2 separate regions of the Mus musculus genome follow, and region 2 is linked to region 1. A link is a loop called in an ENCODE intact Hi-C map of the cell type or tissue named here. Cell type or tissue: gastrocnemius. All regions are shown on one strand.

What was found. Peaks named below come from ENCODE experiments on the same cell type or tissue, not always from the same donor. Only the 100,000 strongest peaks of a DNase experiment are listed, where the experiment ranks them.
Region 2: a loop joins it to region 1, with 6 times the contacts of the local background. A loop is called at or near these places in 11 of 42 quality-filtered maps.

The regions. Positions count from the first base shown.
Region 1 is chr5:92,456,862-92,464,861 of GRCm38, reverse strand. Scarb2 (scavenger receptor class B, member 2) reads left to right here. Exons shown (of 12, transcript NM_007644.4): 3 at 2,778-2,925; 4 at 3,920-4,108; 5 at 4,729-4,820. Mir6415 (microRNA 6415) reads right to left here and starts at 6,305; the gene lies at 6,206-6,305. In gastrocnemius, a CTCF peak has its summit at 3,364 (motif pointing left); a DNase peak (open chromatin) is centred at 3,350; H3K27ac peaks cover 492 bases.
Region 2 is chr5:92,549,690-92,557,689 of GRCm38, reverse strand. It overlaps a transcript of Fam47e not described here. Among named protein-coding and RNA genes, the nearest start is that of Fam47e, 18 kb to the left of the region's middle. In gastrocnemius, a CTCF peak has its summit at 3,529 (motif pointing right); DNase peaks (open chromatin) are centred at 2,404, 2,597 and 3,061; H3K27ac peaks cover 1,134 bases.

The DNA.
Region 1 (8,000 bases):
GCCAGGCAGTGGGACAAATCTGGAATCCCAGTACTTAGAAGGCTGAGGCAAGATTGCTGGTTCAAGGACAGCCTGGCTTAGGTAGTGAGCCCCTGCCTCAAAGCAGAAAAACCAAACCTAAAAAATAAGCTAAAGATCTAAGTCAAAGGAGTGTGTACTTCATCAGATCCCATGAGCTGCACCAGGAGGATGCTGGACCTCAAGGGGGTCCAGATTAAGAAGTCATAGGAACTGCTACACTCAGGCCCCCAGAACCCCAGGTAGTGGCCCAGGACAGAGAGGAAAGGAAATCGGGCTGCCACCAGAAGAAAGGGGCCCGAAATCAAGTGACAACACAAGTCACTGAAAACCTCTGAGGGTCAAACTGTTTGAACACAGCCACCTGTACCTGATACATTGTATATTCCTAGAAGACCTGCAGGTTTTTTTCTCATAATTATTTAAATCTGGCCTGTATTACAGGCATTCATTGGTTATACCCCACTGACGTTGTTAGTCACCTTTTAGGAAGTCTGACCTACAGGAAGCTGTGCACAGGTCAGATATTCATGGGTACTGTTATACACAGTATAACAGCTCGGTGCCTAGACCTATAGAACATTCAAAGACTTCTCTGTTCTCTCATGTGCCTGTTTATCACATGTGCCTTTGTTGATTATTATTTATTTATTTATTTATTTATTTATATAATTTTGTTTTTTTGAGACAGGGTTTCTCTGTGTAGCCCTGGCAGTTCTGGAACTCACTCTGTAGACCAGGCTGGCCTCAAACTCAGAAATCCACCTGCCTCTGCCTCCCAAGTGCTGGGATTAAAGGCGTTCGCCACCACTGCCTGGCTTTATTTTCTATTCTTATTGTAAATCTACAAAGTATGAGACACAGGGGGCTCACAGCTGTAATCCCTGTAATCCGAGTTCTCAGAAGGCAGAGGCAGGAGAGTCACTGAAAGTTTGAGGACAGTCTGGTCTATATAGTGAGTTCTAGGCCAGCCAGAACCACCTAGGAGGACCCTGTTTAAAAACAAAGACAAGAAAGAAAAAAACAAAACAAAACAAAAATTAAAAAAAAAAAAAGAAATAAAAACAAAGACAAAACCAATCCCAAACTAGAGAGAATTTAAGAGGAGTTAAGACAAGGTATTCAGGCTTCTGCCCCTGGCTTGTTTGTCATCTTACCGGAGGCTGCATGGCAATTCCTTCACAGTCTAAAGGATGTCACTCAGAAGTTTATAACTGAGTGCCTAAAGCAAGTACAGTTAGCAAACTTCACAGATGGGCGGCTGGACAAAACAAAATAAAACAAAACAAAAACAATAAAACCCCAGAATCCCCAGATCAAAGGGCCTATGGGGGGAGTGGTCGTGGCCCAGCTGCCTGGGGCCTTCTAACCTGTTTGCGTCAACAGACTCTTAGACAACATTTTGTTAACTACATATCTAATGAAAGATTTTCTAGATAGCTGTAACGGTCCATGCCTGATATCTTAGCACTTGGGAGGCGAAGGCAGGAGCATTGTCCCCAGTTGGGGGCCAGAGTGGGCTACAGAGTCAAATCCTATCTCAAACAAAATAAAAAGCTCCATCAAATTAGAGTATTATTTTATCTCGATGACTGAGTGTTTTGATACATCTTGCATTTCACACCTTCATTGAGTCTTTGTAGGCCTGTCTACTAAGCCACACCCACCCCCTTCTTTAGACCCAGTCTCACACTGCAGCCTGAAACTCAGCATCAACTCAGTCTCCTACTTCCCTCAGCCTCCCAAGCGCCAGGATCATAGGCCTGAGCCGTCAAACCCACCCAGCCCAAGCACTCTGAGAGATTACAAATCACTGTGTCTCTAAATTGACACAGTAATTTATAGGTTGCAGATGTTTAATGATTTGTTCCTATCTATCACCCCAGATGCTTATCATTTCTTTGTGTCAGGAGCAATGAAAGCACCTTTTCAACTAGCTACTTAGAAAGAATTGTTAGTGTCAACAACTGTTACCTATTATACTCTCCATCCAGCTCTTTCTAAGAGGTTTCTCATTTTAGGGAACTTATTTGAACTAAGCTGAAATATGTATAGAAACAGGAGTGAACTCCAAACTTACTGTGTTGGCCCCAATTCATTTCCTCATCTCTGCACCCCTCTCCCTCTCCCCCTCTCCCCCTCTACTCCCCCTCCCCCTCCCTCTATCCCTCTCCCACCCCAACCCCCCAATTGAGGCTCAAATTTTTAAAAGAAACTTTTAGAGTCAGTCTTGCTACTATGTAGACCAGCCCGCCCTCAGACTTGTCAGTGATCCTCCTGCCTCAGCCACTGGAGTGCTAGGGTTACAAACATGTGCCATTATACCTAGCTGTGGCCTCAAATTTTAAGATAAATTTACAACTGAATTACAGTTGGAATCAGAGGCACCAGTATACAAATTGAAACCAAATCAAACCTGGGAGCTGAATTGAAAACATTTCAGGATCAAGCTATAATTGAGGAAACAGCTCATTTGTCTATTTGCCTGTTTGACTATTATGTCCTCCTGATTCTGGAAGGAAAAAAAAGTGGAAACTATAGATTTTGATGTTTTCCTGGGTCTCGTCCCCTTTCATCATCTTGGCTCTAAGTTGTAGTTTTTTTGTGGCTTAGCATCAGCAGCCTATGTAAATAAGTACTTTATTAGAAATGTTATATTGAAAAAATGTAACAAGTACTGAGTGGAGGGAATGACTTTGTTTGTTAAACTCTTATCTATTTTCAAATAATTTTGTTTGTTTGTTTGTTTGTTTGTTTAGGGAGCTCCGGAACAAGGCAAATATTCAGTTTGGAGAAAATGGAACAACTATATCTGCTGTCACCAATAAGGCATATGTTTTTGAACGAAACCAATCTGTTGGAGATCCTAACGTTGACTTGATTAGAACAATAAATATTCCTCTGTTGGTACGTGTCATTATCAAGGGTTTGTGGAAGGAAACAGCAAGCCTGATACACTTAATAGCTATTATTTTATGATAGTAAAGTAAGAGCTAAATAATTTAAGAGCTATTTTATAATAAAATATAGATATTATGGGGAGGGAGGGAATTCATCTTGCTTAGAATGAGTCTCTGAAATTTAATCCTAGCACCATCAGAAAACAAACACAAAATATAGATATGCACAGAGACTTTGATTTGTGTGTGTGCCCTCCAGGGAACTTTATCATCTACATAAACCTCCTCTGAGGCTTCCACTCTAAAGTGACAGCTGCTTAACACTGATGGAGGACCCAGGACCTTAAAGAGTTCACATCTGAATCTGAACTTTGCCTTGCCTTGCTGCTAAAGGTCCAGCCGCCACTTTGCTCCAGGGGCAATGGAGCCACCTTGTGGCCAAAGGTCCCTGTGTGTCTGTAAGATCTCTGCGACGCTGGCATCATTCAGAGCCTCCTAAAGGGAAGGTTAAATCCACATCTACAATAAGATGTAATACGAGCCTGCCCTGGTGGTTCAGGCCTGTGATACCAGCTACTTTCTATGGCAAAAACGGGAAGATCAAAAAGCCCAGATTGGGCTCCAGAGTGAGTTCAAGGTTAGCCTGGGCAACTTAGTGAGGCCCTGTCTCAAAATTTACAAAAAGGGGCCTGGAGCTTAGGATAGAGATCAGTAGTAGAGTATTTGTCTATTATGTGCAAGACCACAAAGTCTAAGCAGACAGACAGACAGACAGACAGACAGACACACACACACACACACACACACACACACACACAGAGTAATAGGAGAAAGTGCAGTAGCTGAACTCTTACTCCATATAAAGACAGGAAGGTCACTGGTTGGATTTTCTGTTTAGTCTCAAACATTTACATCTCAGTTTCTGGCCCTTCTGTTAAGGGACAGAAAGAGAGCCAATGGGTGTTCTTAGGGACACTGGTTAACCTGCCTCTGCTCTGCAGACTGTCGTGGATCTGGCCCAGCTGACCCTGCTCAGGGAGCTTATCGAAGCCATGCTGAAAGCCTATCAGCAGAAGTTGTTTGTGATTCACACCGTGCACGAACTGCTCTGGGGCTACAAAGATGAGATCTTGTCCCTCGTCCATATTTTCAAACCTGACGTCTCCCCGAATTTCGGCCTGTTCTATGAGGTAAGTTTCCTTCCTAGAACATGTCTCCAGCACACAGCGGGGAAGAAGAGGGCACACAAGCCAGAATGCATCTTAAGTCTGCCTCTCTTCCAGGCGAAGACCAAAATTGCCTGGAGTTCTAAATATTTTTACAAAGCCTGTAGAAAAATAAGACCGTGGCTTTGGAGGGGGAGGGAATGAAACTGTCGTAAATTGAATAGTGGGTGACAGATAAAACTAACCTCGGGAGTGGAGCGCTGAGGTGGGGTGAGGCAGTATGCTCACATCCTGCCTATACCTGACCAAGGTCTCGCTCTCAGGGTATGACATTATAGCAGTTCACTTCCTCTCTGGGAGAGGGCAAGCCTTAAGGGTTTACAAAACTTAGTGGTTGTCCAGACACAATTATAAACAAGTTTCAAATATTACTTCTGTGAGAGAATGGGTCCTGAAAGTTGAGTCTCTCGCCAACGTCGTTTGATTCTGGAAGAGCATCCTGAGTGCACAGTCCCTAGAATGTCCTGGCTCATGGGGCTCGGCTCTCGAAGGTTAAAGTATCACAGCATGTCAGACACATTTGGGTATTTTAATGCTTCTATTTGATCATTTTTTTTTGAATCGCGATGCTCACTTCTTTCCAGAGAAATGGAACGAATGACGGGGAGTACGTGTTTCTGACTGGAGAGGACAATTACCTTAACTTTTCAAAAATCGTGGAGTGGAATGGAAAAACGTAAGTCCAGTAAGGGTTCCTGGTGTAAGGGTTTTCAAGTTTATAGTTAAACAAAATAAGCCTTTTTTTTTTCTTCCTAATTTGATACTGGGGCTGTTGCTTACTGGCAGAGCGCCTGCCTACCATACAGACAGCTCTAGATTTGATTCCAGCAATGGAAAATAAGTTGACATTTGTCTTTTGAATAAAAAAGTCAGTATTCTTAAAATTATTACTTTACCAATTAAAGTGAGGGTAAAAAACCTTTGAGAATAAGTAGTAAAGATTTGTATGCCTACCATGGCCACGAGTGAATTAGAGCCACGGAGTAGCCTCGCTGGTTTTCCTTGGTCGAATGATGTGCAGCAGCCGAAGTTCAAACACTGTCAAACCAGTATTTGATTGGAGGGAGGGAGAGAGGGCCCACCTGGCTTTTCACTTCATGGGTGTGGCTTGTTCATGTTATTCTTTATAAAGATGAAATTCATTTGCGTTCAGTATTATAATATTTCAAATTGAAGACTTTTATCACCTAATTTTTGTCTTATACACAAAACACTTCTAGCCTTTTAATAATAATAAGATGGCTTAGTCTTTTATATTCATAGTGAATTATGGGTAAATGTGTGATATATTATTTAACATGTTTGAACTTATTTTTAGATGCTTTTCTAGGCTTAGGTTTTTATTGTACATGCTTTTCATTTTTCCTTCAGTAATTTTACCTGTTTCTTCATACTCACATCCTTGCACCTTGATTTACTTTTGAGACAATGTCTCACTATGTATCCCTCCCCTCCCCTCCCCTCCCCTCCTCTCTTCTCTTCTCTTCTCTTCTCTTCTCTTCTCTTCTCTTTTTTCTTCCCTCCCTCCCTCCCTCTCTCTCTCTCTCTCTCTCTCTCTCTCTTTCTTTCTTTCTTTCTTTCTTTCTTTCTTTCCTTCCTTTGGTAGCTCTGGTCTTTAAACTCAGTCCTTGTGTGTGCTAACGCCTCAACCTCTGAGGCATATCCACAGCCCCTTTGGTTTGTTTTGGGTTGAGTCAAGCTCTCGCTTTGGATCCCAGTCTGGCCAGGAGCTCTGGCTCTCTCTGCCTGGCCCCACAGACGCTGGAATTGCAGCTTTGAGCCAGCACAGTGGCCGTCCTTTGCCCTTTAGCCTTTGCCTTCCTTTGATCTGCTGCGTCCAGATTTGGATTCACATCACAATTCTGTTTGGCCCTGGGGTGCACTTCTAACCTAAGGCTTCCAGTCTGAGATCTGGGAAAACTGTCAGCAACTATCTATTCACTTTACTGGCATTTACCTGAGTCTGGCTACAGGTGGTTGGGGTTTAGGCCAAGTGATTCCAGGTTCTTGGTATCTTATTCAAAGCACTGAAATAAGCACCTGGAGATTTGCACGATAGCATGGAGACTCTTCAAAGTGTAATGGCAGTGCGGATCAGCAGAGTGAAAATGGTGTTCTCGAGACCCAGCAGGCCATATGCATGGGGCCCTCAAAAGCTCCGATTATTGTCTGGGACTTTCTCTTTTAATGTTCAAGGGAGACGTATGATTGCTAAGGGTCATAGTGTATGTGGTTTGTTTGTTTTTATCTTTTTTTTTAATATTTTATTTAATTTAAGTATGTGAGTACACTGTCATGTCTTCAGTCACACCAGAAGAGGCCATCAGATCCCATTTCAGATGGTTGTGAGCCACCATGTGGTTCCTGGGATTTGAACTTAGGACCTCTGGAAGAGCAGCCAGTGCTCTTAACCACTGAGCCATCTCTCCAGGCCCCTTGTTCTTGTTTTTGTTTTTGTTTTTATCTTGATTGACAGATTGATAAATGGCGTTTCTTCTCTCATGTCCCATCCAGAATGAATATGATTGTAATGATGTGCAAGGCCAACTCTTAGGTATAAGATAGTGCAGCCTGATGCAAGGGAGAGGTCCTAGGTTGCACACAGGTGGCCTGGTGCATTGAATGGAGAAGAGTTGGGTGTGGTCACGCCAAGTCCAGTTTGCTAAGCACGTGCACAAGCTTGCCTGCCTCAGTCTCATCTCCCTGCCTCCTAGCCCCCGAGTTCCTCTAAACATTTATTGGAGCCTCTTCGTCTAGTCTGTGTCTTAATTAATTTTTCATTTTTTGATCTTGTATTTATGTAAATTCCATACAACTATCTTCTAATTCATGAGTTTTCTCTTCAGCTATGATGTCTGCAGTTTTATTCCTGTTAATTTTTCCCCAAAAAACATTTTTTTACATCCAAGTTTTCTGTTTTTCTAATTGTCTTAATTTTCATCTTTTTCTTTCTTTTAATACCATACCACGTACCTTCAGTTTTGTTTTTGGTTTTGTAAAATGGTATGGGAGATAAAACTCAACCTCATGCATGCCAACCAAGGGTATACACTAAGCTTCCTTATCAGGCTCCATTACTATGTAAAAAAAGGGCTTATTTGTTTTATTTTGACTATCTTATCTTTGCATGTGTGCCTGTGTACTACACGTGGTTCTGATGGCCCATGAGAACAGAAGGAATTAGATTCTCTGGAATTGGAGGTACAGAGGGTTGTGAGCCAACATGTGGATGCTGGGACCCTAACCCAGACTCTGTGCAAGAGCATCAAGTGTTCCTAACCTCTGAGCCACCTCTCTAGACTGGCTTCCATCTCTCTTTGGCCTGGTCTCCACCTCTGGCCTGGCCTCCGTCTCCCTGACCTGCCGTCCGTCTCCCTGGCTTGGTCTCTGTCACTCTTGGCCTGGCCTCCATTATTTTTAAGAATGTTACTGTTTTACTTTGCAATACTAAACACACACATTTATGGCATTAGCCTGTTCTGTTCTTCTAGTTTCTTCTAAAGTGAATTAACTTCCTTGATGACTTTATTTTCTGTATTGTACTATAGGCTTCAATTAAAAAATGATTTTCACAAGCTAGGGGTGTGTGTGTGTGTGTGTGTGTGAGAGAGAGTGTATGTGGTCTGTCTGCTTGCCTGTCTGTCTCTCTCCCCATCCCTCTCAATGTCCCAGCCAGCCTCCACCTAGTTCAAAACCTGAGCCCAGAGTGGGCCTCCCACCATGCCATCAGGGGGCATCCACACACAGTATGGCTCAAGCTCCACTGTGAGGCTATTTCTGAGTCGCCAGCTTTGGACAACACTAAAATACACACCACGGGTAGAAGCTGCTTTCTTTGGCCTCTTTGGATGAGCAG
Region 2 (8,000 bases), 93 kb before region 1:
AATGATTCAGTCTGCCTAGCTCACTCTCAGTTCTGAGGGGTCAGGTATGTAGGGGGAGGGCTTTCCTTTATCCTACTCTGCTTCTCATTGTTAAAATGTTTAACTCTGTATTTTCTTATTTATTTACTTGTTGTTTGTTTATAGATAGATTCAGCCTCATATAACCTAAGTTAGTGTCAAACCAACCTTGTAGAGGAGACGCTTAAACTACCTCTGACTTCTAGGCCTCTCACCTCCATCTCCTGAGCACTGCACCTATAAACATGACCCAGAATGTCTAGCTTATAGGGTGCTGGCAATTGGGCCCAAAGCTGCATACAAGGTAAGCGCTTTGCAAACTGATCTACACACCCCATCCTCAACCCTTCACATTTTTGTAAGCTCATAAAAAATCTTGCCTAATAACATAAAACTAAAAGATTTTCCCCAAAACATCTATTGTTTCTCACAGACAACAGTATATAATATATTGACATTTACCCTAGAGAAATGGAAATATATGTTCTTGCAAAAAAAAAATGTACATAAAGGTTCATGGCAACTTTGTATGTTATAGTTAAATAATGAAAATACCCAGGATACCTTCAAGCAAATAAAGAAAGAAACTATAATGTATACACACACCACAGGAACACTCCTTAGCAACAAAATGAACCAATGACGACCCATACATCCTGCATGGACCTCACAGGCTCACGTGGACCTGTGCTGTTCCAGTTTGCTTGGATTATTTATTTCTATTCTTACTTATGTATTTATCACATTCCCTGGACCTGGAGTTACAGGCACTTGTGGGCTGCCTATCACAGGTTCTGGGAATCCAACTCCAGTCCTCAGAAAAGCATTGAGCTCTCTCTCTCTTTTTTTTTTTTTAATTTATTTATTTGATGTGTATCAGCACACTGTCACTGTCTTCAGACACAACAGAAGAGGGCATCAGATCCCATTACAGATGGTTGTGAGCCACCATGTGGTTGCTTGGAGTTGAACTCAGGATCTCTGGAGGAGCAGTCAGTGCTCTTAACCACTGAGCCATCTCTACAGCCTGCATTGAGCCCTCTTAATTGCTGAGCCATCTCTCTAGCCCTAGAGAATAGACTTAAAATGCTTAAAATTACAGAACTAGAGAACAGATGTGTGGTTGTTGGGGGAAGAAAGACTTACAATGAAGGCCCCACAAAGCAGTTCCTCTGTGGTTGTGGAGCGTAAAATGCCCCCAAAGGTTCTTGTGTTTAAACACTGGTCCTTTTGAAGTTATAAAACGTTTAGAATGTGAGGCCTTGCTAGCCTGTGGGATAATAACGGTCTGGCCCTGGTTCCCATTCATTTGTGCTGCTGATCTCCTAAGATATGAGCAAGCCATGCCAAAAGTGCTCATCTCTGTGGATGGAGCTGCCTGGGAGGCCTACCTTTCCCACCAGCATGGACCAATACCTCCCTAAATTTTGAGCCAGAACCAGTACTTGTTTCTTGACAGTATTCTTCCATAGCAATGAGAAAGGTAACTGATACTGTGGTCATAAAGCAGTTGGTATCTTACAAAAAAATTTACAGAAGTGAGAGCTAATGAAACACAGAGGTTTTATTTAACCACTATATTGCCACAAAGCTGCAGTCCTGGTTTGGTGGTGGGGTATAGATGTGTAAGATGTGTTTGCCATTGGAAACAGCTCCAGAAGGCTATATGGGATCTTGGACATTTGCGCTCTCTCCTGAGTCTACAATTCTTTCAAAGCAAATTATTTCAAATGGGGAGGCATTTGCAAAGATTTCCAAAGTGTTCATAATTGCTCACTCATATAAAGAGCACTCTGAGTTCTGTGTATTGCTAGCCCCAGGGGTCCTCGCGAACCTACAAAGCTGACTCATTGACTAGATCCCACTCCACAGTATGAAAACAAGACCACAGGGAGCTGGGTGTACTGGTAGACCTCTAATCCTTGGGTTCTGGAGGCTGATGGAGGAGGACCACCAGCTTACATACTGAGTCTTTCTGATTCTAGGCTTGCTGCCTTGCTTATCACCACCCTGAAGAGAAATACCTCTTCACCAACTAAAAACGCACTCTCAAGGATTCAGCAAAGGGAAAATAGAAGCCTTTTTCTTTCCTGCCTCACTAACCCTTCAAAGTAGCAGCCTGCCTTCCCAGGAGGCTAGCTCCTGCTAAGGGTTATGCTTGATTAGAGCTTCCAACTGGAGGGCTAAAGACTCCAGGTGTCATAGATGCCGTAAGCTGAACACAGGGAACTAGGGGTCCCAGAGTTTCTGATGGAAGAGTTGGCTACCCCAGGAAGGTTGTGTCTGTGTTGAAGTCAGGCACTCAGAGTGGTAGGCTAGGACAGCCTCTCCCCCTGGGCGGTTCGTGGCAAAACCCCAACAAACTGGAAAGGCTGTGTTGCTCCAGATTGGTCCTTTTACTCTATTACAATAGTGAGGGGACAGGGGACACGGAGAAAGACAACTCCTAGCAGCGAGGTCTACCTCCGCCCCAGCCCAGGGGACCCAGGTTCCCTGCTAGTAGCTGCAAGAGCACAGTGCTTACCACCCGCAGTTCTGGCGCTCCCTCAGCAGTCTAGGAGCCAGGGTCGTGGGCTGGAGCCGCTGCCCACACTCCGCCATGGCACTGCCCAGTCTTGTGTGGCAAGTTTCTCCCACGGCTTCCCAAGTTGCTAGGAGACCAGCACAGCCCCGAGTTGCCCGGACCTGCCCAATTTGGCGCGCAGCAACAGTACCCCAACACTACCCAGACTAGACTGACAATCTATAGCTGGAGGTATAAAACTGGCCTGGGAGAGAAGGATCCAGGCCTCGATTTAGTCAGATTTTTATCCTGGTGGAAAATACTAGAAAAAGGATCCGGGAAATGTACTAGAGGCTGAAAGAGGATTTTTTGTTGTTGTTCGTTTTAAAAACAAATGTTAACTGCAGAGAAGCAACCAAGCAGAAGAGGGGTGGGGTGGGGGGCGACCAGGAAGCAAGGAGGACAGGGCAGGGGCTAGCAGGAAGAGGATTTGGCAGTTCCACTCTCCTATTTAGTCACTGATTGGTAGCCAGCCAGCCAGGGTCCCTTCTGGCTCTTGTGTTATTAAATTTGTCAACTTCATGCCACTTTGGCCTGCTAGCCTGGAGGCAAGGCGGCTGTAAACATTAGTTACTGGAGAATGTGTTTGTTGGAGATTTGCTTGCTACTTCTGAGAGTCCTGGTTTTCATGCAAATTATTCCTTCCAAAAGTTGCCCACTGAAGGCTCTTTTGTAGGTTAACTGCACACGAAAATTAGCTAAGTAAGAAGACACAAATTCTCCCTTAATGAACACTTCCTAAGACCCAGATTAAGGGAGAAGGTAACTCTAGAAGGGTTACCAGGAATGCTGACCACAACAAAAAGCTAGACACAAGTCACTTTAAACCACACACATAAGCACTGATCATTTATGCTATTTTTCAGAGCTGCTGAGTGGCTATTCTTATTTATTTTAATTTTTTTGTGTGCGTGTCTATGTTTGCCTGTATCCATATGTATATTCCCAGAGAGGCCAGAAGGGGGCGCCAGATCCCCTAGAACTTGAATTATGTGTGGTTGTGAGCAGTCTGACATGGGTGCTTGGAACTGAATTCCTGTTCTTCACAACAGCAAGTGCTCGTTTAACTTCTGAGAGGTTGGCTATTCTTTGGTCTTCTTACCATGAGTTAAAGCAACATGTGGCCCTCACCATGCAGCTACCTACTGAACCAAGGACCAAACAAAGTAAAGCACTATTCTTTATAAGTTACCCAGTCTCAGGTATTCTGTTGTAACAGAAAGGAACTGACTAAATGGTGTTTTTGTTGTTGATGTTTAAGATTTATTTATTTTAAATATGTTGCTTTCTTCAGACACCAGAAGAGGGCATCTGATCCCATTACAGATGGTTGTAAGCTACCTTGTGGTTGCTGGAAACAATGCTCTTAAATGCTGAGTCATCTCTCCAGCCCTAAATGGTGTTCTTAATACCATGTCCTGGGTGTTAGGATTAAGATTTCAACATATTAAAAGGGCAAGGCAGGGCTGGAGAGATGGCTCAGTGGGCAAGAACACTGACTGCTCTTCCAAAGGTCCTGAGTTCAAATCCCAGAAACCACAGGATGGGTCATAACCACCCTTTAATGAGATCTGACGCTATGCCCTCTTCTAGTGCGTCTGAAGACAGCTACAGTATACTTATGTATAATAATAAATAAATCTAAAAAGGGGGGGCAAGGCATAAATATTCAGGCCACAGTGCCTGGGAACTTTCAAGGAATTCTATAAAAGCTGGTTAAATTTGGGTTGGGTTTCTAAGACTTAAGGAGAACCAGGACAGACAGACATAAGTAAAAGTAAGCCTGGGTCACACACACTTGTACTGTTGTTCTTTAAACCATCTCAGCCTTCACTGAAGAAGGCTCTTGGCTCTTCATATATTGCCTTCATGATATAAGCATGGTAGGAAGAAGTCCCAAACACAGTCAAAGCAAAGCAAAGCAAAGCAAAACAAAACAAAACCAACAACAACCAAAACCTTTTCTATGGCTACAGGCCCTGTCTTAAAATAAAACCAAGTAAATAAATACATTTCTTTTAACAATTATAAGATCATTTTAACCTGAATAGATAATGACACAGGTTTCTGTTGGTTCAGGGTAAGTAATTCAATCTCTCCAAACTACTTCAGTTTCAGCCATGGTTGTCCAAGTCTTGTTTTGGAGCCTTGCTGAGGCACAAAGGCATGGCAAGCAAGCTGCTCACCTCCTGGCAGCAAGGGTGCAGACACTAGCAAAACTGAGCCAGGGAGACACTCACGGTGACCTGGTCCCTTTGACAGGTTCATTCTACTAGGAACTCATTAATGGAGTAATCCTTCGATTACATCAGAGCCTCCTGCCCACTCACCTCTCAAGACTGTCATTATCTGGGGACTAAGTCTTCTACAGAAGAGTCTTAGAGGGCAGAGGAGGTCATTTATACCAATCACAGCACCTTTGGACCTGGGAAGGGGGAAAATGAAATCTGTACCTTTCCTCTAGCCTAGAGCCCACATGGCATCTGACCATCTTCCCTGAGCCTCTCTGGAATGGTTACCTGTAAGTCTCCTGTATTGACCCAAATCTGCTCAGTTAACTTAAATATTGTTGCTTGGGTACACCTTTAGTAGCACTTGTGTCCCACAGTGGAGTGCTTGTCCAGTATCTGACAGCTGGGTTTAATCCCCAGCAAAAGAAGTGAAGGAGGAAAGGAAGGGGGAAGGAAGGATGGGCATGGGAGGCCTCCAGTTGTTTGGTGAAATATGCTCTCCTGCTCAGAGGAGAAGGGAGGGGGTGAGGGTGGGAGAAGGATTGTGGGAGGGGGTGACCGGGAGGGGGGCAGCGAGCAGGATGTAAAGTGAATAAGTAAAAAATTAAATTAAATTAAAGAGAGAAAGAGAGAGAAAGGAAGGAAGGAAGAGAGAGGAAGAGAGAAAGAGAGAAAGAGAGAGAGGAAGGAAGGAAGAAAGACGCTCTCAGCCTCAATGAAGAATGTTCCAGAATCTTCAGGATTGGCAAGTGCCTCAACTACCTTGCAAGCTACCTTGAACTGGTCCACACATATTACTGTGTGTTCTACCTAGCATTAGGTGGGACCCCATGAGAAAAGAACAAAGAAAGTACCTATACCCAAATAAATATCTTCCTCTGTTTGGATTCAAACTAGGGATCAATTCAAAAGATGCAATAATTTTAAATAAGCATGGTGCTTTAAAAAGTTAAATATAGTTATGGCATGCCCTGACAATTCTACTCCTTTATATACAAGCAAAGAATAAAAAATAAAAGCAATGCATTGAAGATAGCTAAAAGGTAAGAACAAATCAAAGCCCATATGCAGGAATCCACATCTAGTGGAATTGAAGAATAAAAATTTTTACTGAACTCTTCTTCACCCCAGAGCCCGACCCCTCCCATCTAGAGATTGTTCCCGGAACACTCCTGAACTCTTCACCCCAGAATGCATTCCTGAACTCCTCACCCTAGAGTTCGAACCCTCCCAACTAAAAACTGTTCCAAGAACATTTTTGAGATAAGGGCCTCCTGGAACAACCTCAAAATGAACCGGGTACATTGCCAAATGATAGGACATGACCCCTTAGTTACGTAGATTCCCTTGGCAGAACCCCTTGTCCCTTGGCAGAACCCCCTAGTGATGTAAACTTGTACTTTCCCTGCCCAGCTCTCCCCCCCTTGAGTTTTACTATATAAGCCTGTGAAAAATTTGGCTGGTCGTCGATTCTCCTCTACACCACTAGGTGCATGAGTTTCGACCCCAGAGCTCTGGTCTATGTTCCATGTGCTTTCTTGCTGTTGTTCTATTAAATCTTGCCTTCTACATTTTGAGTATGGTCTCAGTGTCTTCTTGGGTCCGCGGCTGTCCCGGGGCTTGAGTACTTGAGTGAGGGTCTCCCTTCGGAGGTCTTTCATTTTGGTGCATTGGCCGGGAATCAGCGCGACCACCCAGAGGTCCTAGACCCACTTAGAGGTAAGATTCTTTGTTCTGTTTTGGTCTGATGTCTGTGTTCTGTTTCTAAGTTTGGTGCGATCGCAGTTTCGGTTTTGCGGACGCTCAGTGAGACCGCGCTCCGAGAGGGAACGCGGGGTGGATAAGGATAGACGTGTCCAGGTGTCCACCGTCCGTTCACCCTGGGAGACGTCCCAGGAGGAACAGGGGAGGACCAGGGACGCCTGGTGGACCCCTTTGGAGGCCAAGAGACCATTTGGGGTTGCGAGATCGTGGGTTTGAATCCCACCTCGTGCCCAGTTGCGAGATCGTGGGTTCGAGTCCCACCTCGCGTTTTGTTGCGAGATCGTGGGTTTGAGTCCCACCTCGCGCCTTGTTGCGAGACCGTGGGTTCGAGTCCCACCTCACGTTTGGTCATGGGATCGTGGGTTCGAGTCCCACCTCGTGCAGAGGGTCTCAATCGACCGGCCTTAGAAAGGCCATCTGATTCTTTGAGTTGCTTGTGGTCGACGCAGAGTCGCCGCCGTTTCTGGTTTCTTTTTTGTCTTAGTCTCGTGTCCGCTCTTGTTGTGTCTACTGTTTTTCTAGAAATGGGACAATCTGTGTCCACTCCCCTTTCTCTGACTCTGGAGCATTGGAAGGAGGTGCGGGTCAGAGCCCACAACCAGTCGGTGGAGGTCAGAAAGGGTCCGTGGCAGACCTTTTGCGCCTCCGAGTGGCCAACGTTTGGAGTGGGCTGGCCACCTGAGGGTACTTTTGACTTGTCACTAATCGCCGCCGTCAGGCGAATTGTTTTTCAGGAGGAAGGGGGTCACCCTGATCAGATCCCCTACATTGTGACCTGGCAGAATCTCATCCAATTCCCACCTCCATGGGCCAAGCCTTGGACCCCAAACTCTTCGAAGCTGACGGTAGCGGTTGCCCAGTCTGATGCAGCCGGAAAGTCCGGCCCATCAGCACCCCCCAAGATCTATCCAGAGATTGACGACCTCCTCTGGATGGACTCCCAACCTCCCCCTTACCCCTTGCCCCAACAGCCACCTGCAGCTGCCCCACCACAGGGACCAATAGCGAGAGGGGCTCAGGGACCGGCGGGGGGGACTCGGAGTCGCCGAGGCCGAAGCCCCGGGGAGGAAGGGGGGCCAGACTCAACAGTTGCCTTGCCACTCAGAGCACATGTAGGAGGGCCAGCACCAGGACCTAATGATCTCATTCCTTTACAGTACTGGCCTTTTTCCTCTTCTGATTTATATAATTGGAAAACTAACCACCCTCCCTTCTCAGAGAACCCCTCTGGACTTACTGGGCTCCTTGAGTCACTTATGTTCTCCCATCAACCCACTTGGGATGATTGTCAGCAGCTTTTGCAGGTTCTTTTTACCACAGAAGAAAGAGAAAGAATCCTGATGGAGGCGAGAAAAAATGTTCTGGGAGAGGACGGCACACCCACTGCCCTCCCTAACCTCGTTGACGAGGCTTTTCCCTTGAAC